Regions from separate parts of the Homo sapiens genome. Here regions 2 and 3 are each linked to region 1. Evidence: chromatin contacts called from ENCODE Hi-C or POLR2A ChIA-PET data. All regions are on one chromosome and are shown on one strand. Each heading gives the region's core, a stretch centred on a gene start or an enhancer-like site at or near the end of the contact. The rest is flanking DNA. Distances are from core to core; before and after follow the strand shown. Region 1 has its middle 4.4 kb from the start of BICRAL. Region 2 overlaps TRERF1 (transcriptional regulating factor 1). Region 3 overlaps TRERF1 (transcriptional regulating factor 1).

Region 1 (4,493 bases), core at 999-3,498:
TTTGGGAGGCCAAGATGGGAGGATAGCTTGAGGCCAGGAGTTCAAGAGCAGCTTGGTCAACATGGTGAAACCCCGTCTCTACCAAAAATACAAAAATTAGCCGGGCATGGTGGCATGCACCTGTAGTCCCAGCTACTACAGAGAGGCTGAGGCACGAGAATCGCTTGAGATTGAGCAACAGAGCAAGACTCTGTCTCAAAAAACAAACAAAGAAAAACACTATATCTTGTTCTGGTACTGCCATTCTATCATTCATAATGTATGCTTTATATTTAAATGTGCCTTAAAAATACATTCAGTGATTTAGTATTACACAGTATCATTGAGGTGTTTTCTCAGATATTTTGCTTCAAATGCAGCCAAGGGCTCCTTGGAACAGTAATCTTTGCATAAATTAGCATATTTTTCTACACCTGATGGTTGGACCAACCAGTTTTCTAATTGGCTTGGAAAATTTTTTAAACATGTTTTAAGTTGCCTTTGGATTGGCTGGGATGTAATTATAATACCCATTTCTAAGAATTACATTTCAAGAGTCCATATATTATGCATTGCAATTAGGACCAACCAAGCAAGTTTTACAGCTGTTGCTCCACAGCTCCAATGATATGTGTGTGTGTGTGTGTGTGTGTGTGTGTGTGTGTGTGTGTGTGTGTGTGTTTTTCTTGAGACAGGATCTCCCTCTGTGACTCAGGCTGGAGTGCAGAGGCATGATCATATCTCACTATAGCCTGGAACTCCTGGGCCCCAGGAATCCTCTAGCCTCAGCCTTCCTAGTAGCTGGGAATATAAGTGCACACCAGCACACTCAGCCAATTTTTTTAGTTTTTTAGAGACGGGTCCAGCCTGACCAACATGGCGAAACCCCATCTCTACCAAAAACACAGAAAAAAAAAAAATTAGCCAGGCGTGGTGGCAGGCGCCTGTAATCCCAACTACTCAGGAGGCTGAGGCAGGAGAATTGCTTGAACTCAGGAGGTGGAGGTTGCAGTGAGCCAAGATTGCGCCATTGCACTCCAGCCTGGGCGACAGAGCAAGACTCCGTCCCTCCCCCACCCCGCAAAAAATAAGAGACAGGGTCTTGCTTTGTTGCCCCCTGGGTTTTGAACTCCTGGGATCAAGTGATCCTTCCGCCTCAGCCTCTCAAACTGCTGGTATTACAGGTGTAAGCCACAGTGCTGGGCCCTCCAATAAAACAGTAATGGATTTCGGAAAGCTATCCTCTCAAGTCAGCCAGAATTGCAAGGAAACTGAAATCTGACTTTGAAAAATGACCTAACAAACCTGAATTTATATACTCATAAAGAGCTTAGGGCATTGCAGGCTTTTTAAAGAGAATGTCCAAATACAAGAACATTGACATTTATTGAAGGTCTTCTAAGTGCCACCAGGCACTATGCTAGATACTTATACACATTATCATATGAACTTTCACTCAAACCCGAAGAATAAGGTTTAATTATCTTGATTTTGTAAATGAGGTTCCCAATAGGATAGTTTCAGCAATTTGCCTGGGAACATCAGTCTAATAAGGGCAGACAGGAGAACCAAGTCTGGCTGACCCCAAAACTCACGCTCTGTCAGGCCTGAAAAGGATCTTTGGAACAAGCAGTCTTTGCTGTTTCAATGTTAACATTAGAGTCCAGTGGTGTGGTACAGAGGGGACAACTGTCTAATTAGTAAAGACCTACTTTGAGAATGCCAGTTGTCCAACCTAATTTTAAGTCTGGAGGAGTTTACAAAATACTGGGACACAGTAGGAGAATTTCAGATTCTCCAGGTACAACCAAAATTGTAATTATTTAATAATATGGCAAAACAAAAACAACTTTTTCCCCAGATTATTACAAAACTTCATTTAAATGAGGGATATGCTTTGTATATTAAAATTTAAAATTATAGTTTATATAGACAGGATTTTGGTAGTGAATGTAAGATTAGAAAACTTTTTAAGAGGAAAGTTCTTAAAATGGCTTTACTATATGCAAATAGCTTTAATTGTATTCTCTACAATTTAATTATGTACAATAAAATGGCCACTCCTATGATTCCCATCTGTGTATGTGACTTAGAAAGAAAGGCAACTGGACAGTAAAAAAAAAGAGGATGGAAATATAATTGAAATGTTCTAACACATGCTTGGACCTCCAAATAAACAGGCCCAGTGTCCACATAACAATGAAAAGTGAAAGTGTTTTTCTTTTTTTCCCTCCAAATGTTCCCCTTGGTTGGTTAAACATTCTCAGAAGTGGAGAATGAAAATGCTGGAGATTGAGTAGTGATATGCATGACCAGATGTATCCAGATCACAGAAATACCAACACATACCAGAAGAGTTAGTAAGTGTTCTATAGAGTGTTTGTGAAGCAAATTTTTTTAAATTATCGGTGTGCATAAATAAGGTATATACTTTTATTTGTACATATAGATGTACTTATATTCTGAGGTTTAAGTGTACTGGCTCTGTATTCAGACTGACCTGGGTTCAAATTCTAATTTTGTCACTTACCAGGTGTGTGGCTTTGGGCAAGTCATTTCACCACTCAAGGCTTCAACTTCCTCATCTATAAAATGGGGATGATTATAGTACCCACCTCTGAGAGTTATTTTAAGCGTTCAGGAACTAGTGTAAAATGTTTAGCATGGTGTCTGAAACATAATGAGAGTTCAATACATTCAACTGTACTGCCTTATTTTAGTTATGTGTCAGGTTAAGCCCTGTGAGATCTTCCCATGTGAATATTCAATGGCAGTCTCCTATGATTCAACCTAATATGTTTCTCTTATGTTCCCTCCTGGATAGGGAGCTCCTCAAGGATGCCAGACCATCATCTGCAAACTTAAATTCTCTAAGAGCCTAGCAGAGTTATTTTGTATATAGTTTGCTCACAATCAATGCTTTTGCAATAAAAGCAACATAGCCCAGTCCACAAGATCTACAAGAAATTAGCATATCTCTGTCTAGAGACCCATATATTAAGGGGGTAAAGTAGATCTCCTTAAACCATGTAAAACCATTGCCCAGTTGATTACAGGCAGTACTATACAGCCTAATGGTTTAGAGTTCTCTCTCTCCAGTTTTATTACTGCCATTTTTTAGCCACGTGATTTTGGCCTAGTTTAAAAATTTCTCTCACCTAAGTTTCCTCATCTGTAAAATGGAGATAGTAATAACCTATATCTCAGGTTGGTTGGAGGAGAGTTCAGTAATATTAAGTATATAAAACCTTTGCTTTGGCCAGGTACGGTGGCTCATGCCTGTAATCCTAACACTTTGGGAGGCTGAGGCAGGAGGGTCGCTTGAGCCCAGGAGTTTGAGACCAGCCTGGGCAACATGGTCAGATCCCATTTCTACAAAAAATACAAAAATTAGCTGGGCATGGTGGCATGTGCCTGTGGTCCCAGCTACTTGGGAGGCTGGGGTGGGAGGATCACTTGAGTCTGGGAGGTTGAGTCTGTAGTGAGCCATGATCAAGCCACTGCACTCCAGCCTGGGCGACAGAGCAAGACCCTGTCTCAAAAATAAAAAAATAATAATAAAAATAAGGGCCGGGCTCAGTGGCTCATGCCTGTAATCCCAGCACTTTGGGAGGCCAAGATAGAAGGATCACAATGTCAGGAGTTCAAGACCAGCCTGGCCAAGAGACCAGCCTGGTCAATATGGTGAAACCCCATCTCTACTAAAAATACAAGAATTAGCCAGGTGTGGTGGCGGGTGCCTGTAATCCCAGCTACTCGGGAGGCTGAGGCAGGAGAATTGCTTGAATCCAGGAAGCAGAGGTTGCAGTGAGCTGAGATTGCACCATTGCACTCCAGCCTGGGTGACAGAGAAAGACTCTGACTCAAAATAAATAAATAAATAAAATAAAAAACCTTTGCTTCAGTGTCCCATATATAGTATTGAATAACAGTTGCCATTATTGTTGTGGTTGTTGTTGTTATTAAAAGTACCGTGGAATTATTTTCAAAGCAATGATAAGCAATTTATTGGAGTGATTACAAATGTTTTCAATACCTTGCCTACATTATTTTATTCAATATATGAATTTAAACACTTCACATCATCCTTGTAGAGGACTAAAGCTATTTGTCTCTATATTAAATGACATGTTTCAAGCTGGTTATTTTCCTTGACAGACTTAAAAAAAATCTGAACTCCTACAAGCTTTCAGTACAAGGATAAGGAATTAATACAATACAGCAGAGCTGTTAATAATAAAAAAAAAGCATTCAGCACTCCCACTGGCCTTCCTGTCTTACCCATGTAGACTGTTTCCCCATAGAATATGTTGAGGGGAGGACAGCCATCAGGTTAGGGGGGCACCACATGCTGTTGGAAGGCATGCCCAGGATGTGCCATTCACTGGCTCCCAGGTCCCCCTGGTATTCTATCAGAACTCTTTAACTCTCCTAAATAGAGCATTCCTTCTATTCCACCTGCTCAGGAGGATGGGGGAGTGGAGAGGAAGTGGAATGGAGGTCACATAATCAGG
Region 2 (4,493 bases), core at 1,002-3,501, 440 kb after region 1:
GTCTACTAGCAATGTCTGCCATGAGTAGGGGCTGGAGTTGCAGGATACCCACTATTTGCCATCTCCTTTACAGTGGAGATTGTCCAGTGGTGACCTTTGACCCCAGGTCAAGCCAAAGTATAGGGTGACCAACCACCCTAGTTTGCCTAGGGCTGAGGGAGTTCCTGGGACATGGTCTTTCAACTTTAAAACCAAGACAATCCCAGGAAAGCTAGGATGAACTGAATGCCCTAAGCGGAAGGGACAGTCATCAGCAACTGCGTGTTGGGCTTTCATTTCTGCTCAGGACAGTGGGAATCTTTACCTCCTCAGAGCACTGGCATGGGCCTCTGCCCTCAGGGGGAGCCCAGTAGACACATGCAGAATAAATGAGTTGGATGCAGTTCCTGGAAAATGGTTGCAGTATCCTTGCAATTAATTAATTTGTTTAATTAAGTAAAATGATTTCACTAATTATATGTACAGGAGATTGCACATTTCATTAAGCCGAGCAGATGGCTCTACTAATAATTACCAAAGCCTGGGATTGTGGGAGGGGAATGTCTATGTATGACTTGATATTGAACATTCATTATGCCATCCTTCTTACAAAGGAAGTTGAGACTCCTACCCCATCACATCCAACATGAACTGATGAAGAAATGTTTAGTGTTCTTGTAGTAGTGCCAGTGGATTATGGTAACTTGCCCTTTGGGACTGCTGGTCATTTTTTTTCGTGAAACAACTGGCAAGTAAAGGCTGTGGGCTCCATGGCTTTGGAAGAGGGAGCCATGCTAGGGGTAGACCTGGGGCCTTGGCATCATTCAGACCTTTGCTAACCCACTGAATTGTGATAGTAGGCCAAGTCTCCCAGAAAAAGAACAGGCACCCATCTCTGAGGTAAACATACCTTCCTGGGTTGCATTGTCCAAAACCTTGCTCTACGCCTGCTCCCTCCTGTTCCCGGGGCCTTAGACTCCGGGGCAGACCCATGAACAGATCCTCGGCAGAATGAAAATCCTTAGCAGACATACACACAGACCACCCAGTGCCTGTACTTTGGTGTGATTCAGCTGTCACAGAGTTGAATGTGATTCTTGAGTGTTTTCACTATGGTGATAAGAATGATGCTCATTGATATTTGGCCAGTACTGAGGATCTTGTTTGGGCCAGAAACTTCTTACAGTTATTTGTAATCCTTGAAACACCCTTGCAGGGCAGGTATTAATCTACAGATGAGATGGCCGAGGCTTGGAAGAGTTAAGTAATATGCTTAACATCACACAGAGCGGGGTTCAAACCTAGAGCTTTCTGTCTGTCAGTCCTCTTGTTTCTTCCACTCCTTGCTCCGCTGGTAAGTGATTTGAGGTCATGAAAACCCTGCACCCAAATCTGGAAGGATGTGGGGGGAATCCAGGCTGTGTTCTCCACTGTACACGGGGGACTGTTTTGGAACCCAGGAAGAAATGATGGGCCCTTGGCCCCTTAGAACTGGCAGGGTCCTTGGAGTAACTAGTTCTAAACAATTTCCCAGCACCCATAGGCATGAAGATCACCCCTTAAAATCCAATCAGCTAGGGGTGTTATGGAGGAAGGAGAAACTTCCTCCATCAGAGAAAGTTCTAGAAAGAAATTGATCATTTCAGAAGAATCCTCTGAGAATGTTAATTTACTGCGATCTGAGAAGAGTTTTCTTTTTTGCCGCTGGGTGCGGTGGCACACGTCTGTAGTCGCAGCTACTCAGGAGGCTGAGGTGGGAGGATCGCTTGAGCCTAGGAGTTCAAAGTTGCAGTGAGTTATGATTGCACCACTGCACTCCAGCCTGAGTGACAGAGCAAGACTCTGTCTCAAAATAAATAAATAAAATAAATTGAGGAGTTTTCTTTTTTGCCCATATTTATCACTCAGGAAAGGTGACCTTTCTGAAGCTTCTTATGTGGTGTGTGAAGAAGAAACAAAGCTAATACGGGGGGAAAATGCTACTTTTAAAAGAATAAATAGATTAATCTATGGGCTGATAAGTAGACGTTGAACATGGCAGCAATATTCATGTTTTGACAAATTGCACATTGCCACCAGAAAGAACCCTCAACCGTCTGTGAATGGGCCTGGTGAACCCTCATCCCTCTCTCTGCCTGCCCTCCCTCCAAGGTAGTCTTGGGGGTACTTAACACATCCCTTAAAGCTGTCACTCCACACTCCTTATGAGCTAGAGCAGTAATGGGGTGGTGTGTCTGAGTCACAAAAAAAATGTGAATCATTCTTGAAATGAGGGAGCCCTGAAAATATGAGTAATTTCTGTAGCAGGTACAGGTAAGAAATGGTTGTTTGGTTGTGACTGGCAACTGCTATGCAATTTCTGATTTTGACTTGATTGCTGTTGTTTTGAGGATAGGACAAGACTTAGCCCTGGGGTGGGTGCAGGGTGGAAAGACGTGGTGCCATTTGGACACAGTTCTTGCCTTTGAGCACTTCATACCCTAAAAGAGGTCAAGACATGTTGATGGTCGCAGAAAACATGTTGGTTTGAATATGTATTAAGTAGTAAACTGAAAGATAGAAATCTTATTCAGCATTAAAATAGACTTTTCTTAATCACGTATCTGATTAAATTCTGGTGGCTCCAGGGCTCAGCCACAGGTAGTGTCCAGATTCTCTCAGTCTACCTGGGAAAGAGCACTGGGCTAATTCATACATTGTGTTTCTGTTTACACATCTGTTCTCAGGAGAGCTACTTGTTCAGGGCCTGTTGTCTTTGTTGATCTGTCAGTCTGCATGGGTTTGGCTGAGGCTTGATACCTGCTATGAAATTCAAGGTTTGTTAAATAGAAACATAAACACACTTGTGAAATATCCTTATGTGCTTTTATTAGCTCAGAAAAGTAATCCAAGAAGTAAAGAAACAACATAATAGAATTTGCTTATTGTTTTTTGCAGCTTTGGGTACAATTCGTAGCTATTGAGTTTCCTGGGTTCAGAAGTAGTTGCTGCCTGAGGACTGATTGGACATTAAGACTTGATGTTTCAAAAGTGGGTTGGTTTTCCGACCCTGCTATTATATTGTGAGTTGGGGACGGAGGAGATGAATAGGAAAAGATGAAGGAAAAAAGGAGCAGAGGGTGGTACAAAAACTGATGGAAACAGTAAATAGGCAAGGAGGTGAAGCAGATGGAAGGAGAGACGTGGAGGACAGGAAAGACCATAGGCATGCTTTTGGCTGTAAGTAGCAGAAAAACAAAGGAATGGTGATGGAGAAACACATTTTCTCATAAACCAGAAGTTTGGATAGAGGCAGTGGTTATCTGGTATTGACCTGCAGTTCAGCAGTGACCTCAAGGATAGATAAGAGTTTTCAGTCTTTCCGCTTTGCCCTTCTTCGTGTTTTGGCTTTTCGGCCGAGTGCTGCTGCTTTCGTCAGTCCTGGCAGTAGCATGTGTTCACCCCTAGTTGCAAGAAAGGCTGGGAAAAAGATGATTTAGCTTTTCCAGCCTCTCTAGTGGAGGTGGGCAGGAGAGGTTAGGGATTACTGGTGGGTTAGTCAGCCAACTGTCTGGCACAGACCAATTGTGAAAAAAATATAAAGATAAACAAATATACATTGAGTCACCACCACAAAAAGCTCACGTTCCTGAGAAGTTCCTGAGTGTGGGCAGTGCAGAGAGTCCCATGTGGGAACCCTGGTATTATGGTGCGGAAGGACCTCTGGTAGGTCCCATTCTAGCCACATGGTTGATTACTACCAAGATCTGGATGCAGGATGGCAGGCTGGGTGCAGGGAGAGCCGTCATAAATCCTGAAGGACTCCTAGGAATGGTGTGTGAGGAAGGGAGGTGGCAGAGGGAGCACCACGTGAGTCTACCTTTGATCTGGTTTCCAGCTCATAATTCTCAGAAGTAACACTGCTGCTTTCCAGAGGTGAACAGGAGAGTGCTTGTTAATTTCTTTAAAAATTCCATTCTAATGAGCATATGCATTTAATTTAGTACTCACTTTCTGGCAGTAGTTCTTAGAGCCTGACACTTCTTTAGCACCATTTTGAATTTCATACCTCTGTGCACATGCGTGTGTGCGGGCGTGCATCCCCCTACCCACGTCCCGTGACCCAGGTCTCCTTTTCTTCTCTCTGCCTCAGAAGAATCCCAGTCTTGTTCAGAAGACCGGTTGCCCATTTCCCTACCCCCAAGTTTCTTCCTTCCCTCTCTCCTGTGCCTGAGCCATATGGTGACCCTCCTTTCCCCATGGTGCCCAGCAGAGGCCAGCTCTGACACGTGGCTAGTGCTGCTTTTGGTCGTTTGGTATTGTTTTGGGTCCTGCCACTTCCTCACAGCAGTGAGCCAGGTGCCTTTGATCAGAAAAATGTAAGCCAGCTGATTTCAATGTAACTCCTCTGGAGCAGGACTTCCTAGACCTTCACGTGCCCACAATCACCTGGGGGCTCTTGTTAAAATCCAGACTCTGTTTCAGGAGGTCCAGGGTAGGGCCTGAGACTCCGCATCCCTAACATGCACCTAGGT
Region 3 (4,493 bases), core at 1,161-3,660, 350 kb after region 1:
GGAGTGCAGTGGCACAATCTTGGCTCACTGCAACCTCCGCCTCCTGGGTTCGAGCGATTCCCCTGCTTAGCCTCCCAAGTAGCTGGGAGTATAGGCATGCACCACCACGCCTGGCTAATTTTTTGTATTTTAGTAGAGACGGGGTTTCACCATGTTGGCCAGGATGGTGGTCTCCATCTCCTGACCTCGTGATCCACCCACCTTGGCCTCCCAAAGTGCTGGGATTACAGGCATGAGCCACCGCGCCCAGCCAACGACTGGCTAATTTTTGTATTTTTAGTAGAAAAGGGGTTTCACCATGTTGTCCAGGCTGGTCTCAAGCTCCTGACTTCAAGTGATCCACCCGTCTTGGCCTCCCAAAGTGCTGGGATTACAGGCATGAGCCATAGCGCCTGGCTTATTAATTAACATTTTCTATTTCTTCTCTTGGTCAGCAGCTCTTAAGAGAAAAAAGATTCAACTCCTTGCTTTTTGGAGTGAGGGAAGATGGTCTAATACTGATTTTGGGGGGCAGTAGGTGTGGGACTTGCCGGTTTTCTTAAGATTGTTTGAGTTTATAACTCATCACCAGAAGTCTGAGAGGGCTTTGAGCCATATTTATTAAATGATATCAAGGGAGATTACCAGGAAGAATGATGGGATGGGGTGGCAGAGAATGACAAGGAAACCTGTCTCTCTCCTGCTTACAACCCATCAGCGGCCCCCACCAAGCAGTACAAGCCAGAGTCCATACAGTAGTCCTTAGCCCCCCTGAGGCCCTGTCTTTCTACAGCTCTCCTCCTCATTCCTCCTCTCCAGCCCCATATCTGGTATGCGCTTGCCTCAGGGCCTTTGCACAGCCGTCCTCTCTGCTGGGGTTGCTCTTCCAGAACCTAGATACTCATCTGCATTGCTCCCTCCCGGCCCTCTTTCAAGTCTTGGCTCAGAAGTCTGTCTCTTTCTCAACAGGGCTTTCCTCACCTCTCCAGTTAGGTGCGCCACACCTTCGCCCGAATGACCCATCCCCTTTACTTGCTCTGTTGTTCCTTTTCTTCCAAAACACTTCAGCCTGTTCCCGTCCTCTGTAGTTTGCTTGTTCATTATCTTTGTTGCCAGTCCTCCCTCTCCTAGAATGGGTTTGTTCACTGCTGCATCCGAAGCCCTCGGAAGAGTGCCCAGCACACAGTAGGCGCTCCGTAAATATATGTCCAGTGCTGTGTCCTTGGGGGCTCGGGAGGGCCCCCAGCTCAACAGACTTTTATCACATCTCAGGATCTGGATAATCTCTTTGCCTGTAGGAATTTTTTTTAATTAAGATTTTTATCATTGTCATCCCCTTCCCCCTTCCAGTTCATTTAAGACTGTTATGAAACAAAACTCATTATGCTTCAAAATCTGACAGAGCTAAGGCCCCGGAGAAAGTGAGAGGAGGCGGTAGCAGGGGGTGCTTCCTTCCATTTCCCCCCCTCCGTGGTTTTCTCCTGTGGTTGGTTCACTTAGGACGGCCCGGAGCCTACTGGGTTGAGGTGAGTAGGGCTTCCCAGACCTCGCAGGGTCCATCCACGGGAAAGTCTGTTGTCAGCCAGAGAAGAGAATGCTACCTTCCCAGGGCAGGGGGTTTCTCCAGACACCAGTGCTCAGGATGGAAGAAAAAAGGAAGCAGACTGGAGAGGAAAGGAGAGAGAAGTGAGGTGCATTTTGCATGGCTCAGCTGGAGGAATACTGTCACTAGAGAAATTAGGAGTGTGGTCCTCCTTGGGTGTGACTTAGTTTTCACTTAAAATAATGAGTGGCTTTCATTCATTTGTTCAGTAACATTCACCCAGCGCCTGCTGGGCACAGATGGGGTTGAAGGGCATGTGGGCCTGGGACCGGAGTCAAGTCTCCAACCACAGCTCAGCCTGCTGCGAGAGGGACAGTGCCAGGGGACCTTGGGTGTGACCCAGGGCTCAGAGCCAGTGTATTGGACTTCTCTATCTGTGGGTTCCTGGGAAGTGGGAAGGCCTGCTGGGAATAATTAATGTGTGGAAGGGAGGGAGAGGGAGGCAGGGCTTCATGAGGAAGTGGCTTAGACTCCTCCCAGCATTCTTTTCTAAACATTTCCCTAAATGAATCCATCCTCAGGCCTTTCGGAGTCAGGGCTGACCTGTCCTCTGACTTCTGCAGGGCAAGGGTTGGTTCTAGGCCTCAAGGCTTCAACTGTTAATCTCCTTTGGAGTTTTGGTTTTTCCATATGAACAAAGGAAGGGAGCTTAGTGATAGTCTTGGATCACTATGGGGATAGGCCAGTCTCACAGAATTATTGACAGACTGTCAGTGTGCTGTGATGTAAGATGTGTGAATCTGATAAAAGCTGCCTGAAGAGAGCCTCAGCTCTGGAGACCTGGGGTTTCACCCTCTCGCACCCCCTCCACCCCAATCTTGGTGTCTCATCTGCTAATAAAGTAGCAACGCCCACTGATTTGAGTTTCACCTCCTTTCATTTCCTCTCTCCTGTCTTCGGGTACTCGGGCCATAATGAGCTTCAAAAAGCCAACAGCTGAATGATCAGCCTCTGAATAATCAAGTCTGCAGAACTAAAAATATTCAGTTACATTATAATGCAGATGGTACTGATAAATTAAGGGGAAAATCATTGAGCCTACAATTGTTTTCCGATGCATTGTCCCTACCAGAAGTTACATAGAAAATAAATGAAATGATTTCACCTTAGTCAGTCTGGGCCTGTAGCTTAGTTGCTTAGAATATAAGGCTCAGGAGGCCAAAATCCTACTTTGAGCCCCACTTGGGGATTATTACAGCATCTTGACTGGTTACCCAGACTTGACTCCTATTTCCGGCCCTAGATGTCATGCCAAGCTCTTACCAGCTGTTTCCCACTGCAAGCAGTGGCTGCATGATACTTACCTTAGCTCTAGGGTGTATATGACTTGGTGTAATCTTATCTCTTTCATGGAAGAAACTGTTCAAGGTATACATACCTCCTAATGATGGTGTCAAGAGTCTGATTTTTTTTTTATATATATTAAAAAGAATGTGCTGGGTGTGGTGGCTCATGCCTGTAATTCCAACATTTTGGGAGGCTGAGGCGGGAGGATCATTTGAGCCTAGGAGTTCAAGACCAGCCTGGGCAACATAGGAAGACCTTGTCTCTACAAAAAATACAAAGATTAGCCAGGTGTGGTGGCACACACCTGTAGTCCCAGCTACTCGGGAGGCTGAGGTGGGAGGATTGCTTGAGCCTGGCAGGTGGAGGCTGCAGTGAGCCGAGATGGCATACCACACTCCAGCCTGGGTGACAGAATGAGACCTCGTCTCAAAAAAAAAAAAAAGTAAGGCAGGGCAAGGTGGCTCACACCTGTAATCCCAGTGCTTTGGAAGATGGAGGCAGGAGGATCCCTTGAGCCCAGGAGTTCAAAACCAGCCTGGGCAACATAGTGAGATCCTGTCTCTACAAAAAAGTTAGCTGGGCATAGTGGTGCACGCCTATAGTCCTAGCTACTTGGGAGGCTGAAGTGGGAGAATTTCTTGAGCCCAGGTGTTTGAGGCTGCAGTGAGCTATGATTGCATCATTGAATTTCAGCTGGGTGGTAGAGTGAGACCTTGTCTCCATCAAAATTTAACAAACAATAAACCAAAGAACGTATTTCTCATTTGCTAAGCATTTATGTGCCCTAGGTGAATAAGCCTTAGTTCTTTTTTAAAAACAAATTTATTTATGTATTTTTTATAGAGATAGGTTCTTGCTACATGGACCAGGCTGGTCTCGAGCTTCTGGCCTCAAGTGATCCTCCCATCTCAGCCTCCCAAAGTGCTAGGATTATAGGCACTTTGGGAGGCTGAGATTATAGGATTATAGGCGTGAATCACTGCGCCCAGCCCTTAGTTCTTATATATTACCTTGGTTTAGGTTAATTGAAGTAAATAAACCTATAATAATTTGATATAAGGTTTTAAATGTATATAATACATTCGTAAGTGAATTTATTAATTCAATAAGTATTATTCCAGTATATGCAGAATTCTAGGCTAAGCATTAGATCAAAGATTGGCAAACTTTCTATAAAGGGCTAGAGAGTAGATATTTTTACTTTGTGGGCCGTATCTCTGTCCTAACTACTCAACTTTGCTGCTGTAGCACAAAAGCAGTCACAGATCACTCGTAAATGAATGAGCGTGTCTGCGTTCCAATCATACTTCATTCACAAAACCAGGTGTTTGGCCAGGTTTAGCAGCAGGTCATATTTGCTGATCCCTGGTCTGACGGCTTCCACCTCTTTGTTAGAGAGACAGCTACGAACAAAATAGATGTGATCATGACCCACATGGAGTTTTCATTCTTTTTGGGAATAATTATTTGTAGCATTGCTTTGAAACCAGACCTGTTACAAATAGTTGACAAGTAGCTCCTGGGGGACATTGGAAATCTAGGTAACTTTACTGAAGAAAGGTTCTAGTGAACACCCATTTCTATTTATATTACCCACTGGTGTCTGTGTGGGGGTACTGTGTTT

Evidence for each region. A loop is a pair of places that touch in the nucleus more often than their neighbours do. ChIA-PET counts read pairs that join two places held with the same protein, here RNA polymerase II (POLR2A). Pooled maps may share reads with other maps.
Region 2: a loop to region 1 is called in a pooled map, with 3 times the contacts of the local background. The contact joins two enhancer-like sites. A Hi-C loop is called at or near these places in 1 of 50 pooled maps. POLR2A ChIA-PET finds 5 or more read pairs at or near these places in 4 of 52 experiments (BJ, activated CD4-positive, alpha-beta T cell, activated CD8-positive, alpha-beta memory T cell and 1 more).
Region 3: a pooled map shows a loop between it and region 1 (2.6-fold over the local background). The contact joins two enhancer-like sites. A Hi-C loop is called at or near these places in 1 of 37 single-sample maps with no recorded cell type and 1 of 50 pooled maps. POLR2A ChIA-PET finds 5 or more read pairs at or near these places in 2 of 52 experiments (SK-N-SH and WTC11).

The regions. Positions count from the first base shown.
Region 1 is chr6:42,775,391-42,779,883 of GRCh38, reverse strand. It overlaps a transcript of BICRAL not described here. Among named protein-coding and RNA genes, the nearest start is that of BICRAL, 4.4 kb to the left of the region's middle. Within about 2 kb of position 2,248, at least 3 of the 41 ENCODE cell types and tissues checked have a DNase peak (open chromatin) inside an H3K27ac peak, as active enhancers do.
Region 2 is chr6:42,337,954-42,342,446 of GRCh38, reverse strand. The region is part of intron 3 of TRERF1 (transcriptional regulating factor 1); the gene reads left to right. Among named protein-coding and RNA genes, the nearest start is that of TRERF1, 110 kb to the left of the region's middle. Within about 2 kb of position 2,251, at least 3 of the 41 ENCODE cell types and tissues checked have a DNase peak (open chromatin) inside an H3K27ac peak, as active enhancers do.
Region 3 is chr6:42,426,373-42,430,865 of GRCh38, reverse strand. The region is part of intron 2 of TRERF1 (transcriptional regulating factor 1); the gene reads left to right. Among named protein-coding and RNA genes, the nearest start is that of TRERF1, 23 kb to the left of the region's middle. RefSeq lists an enhancer at 1,505-1,594. Within about 2 kb of position 2,410, at least 10 of the 41 ENCODE cell types and tissues checked have a DNase peak (open chromatin) inside an H3K27ac peak, as active enhancers do.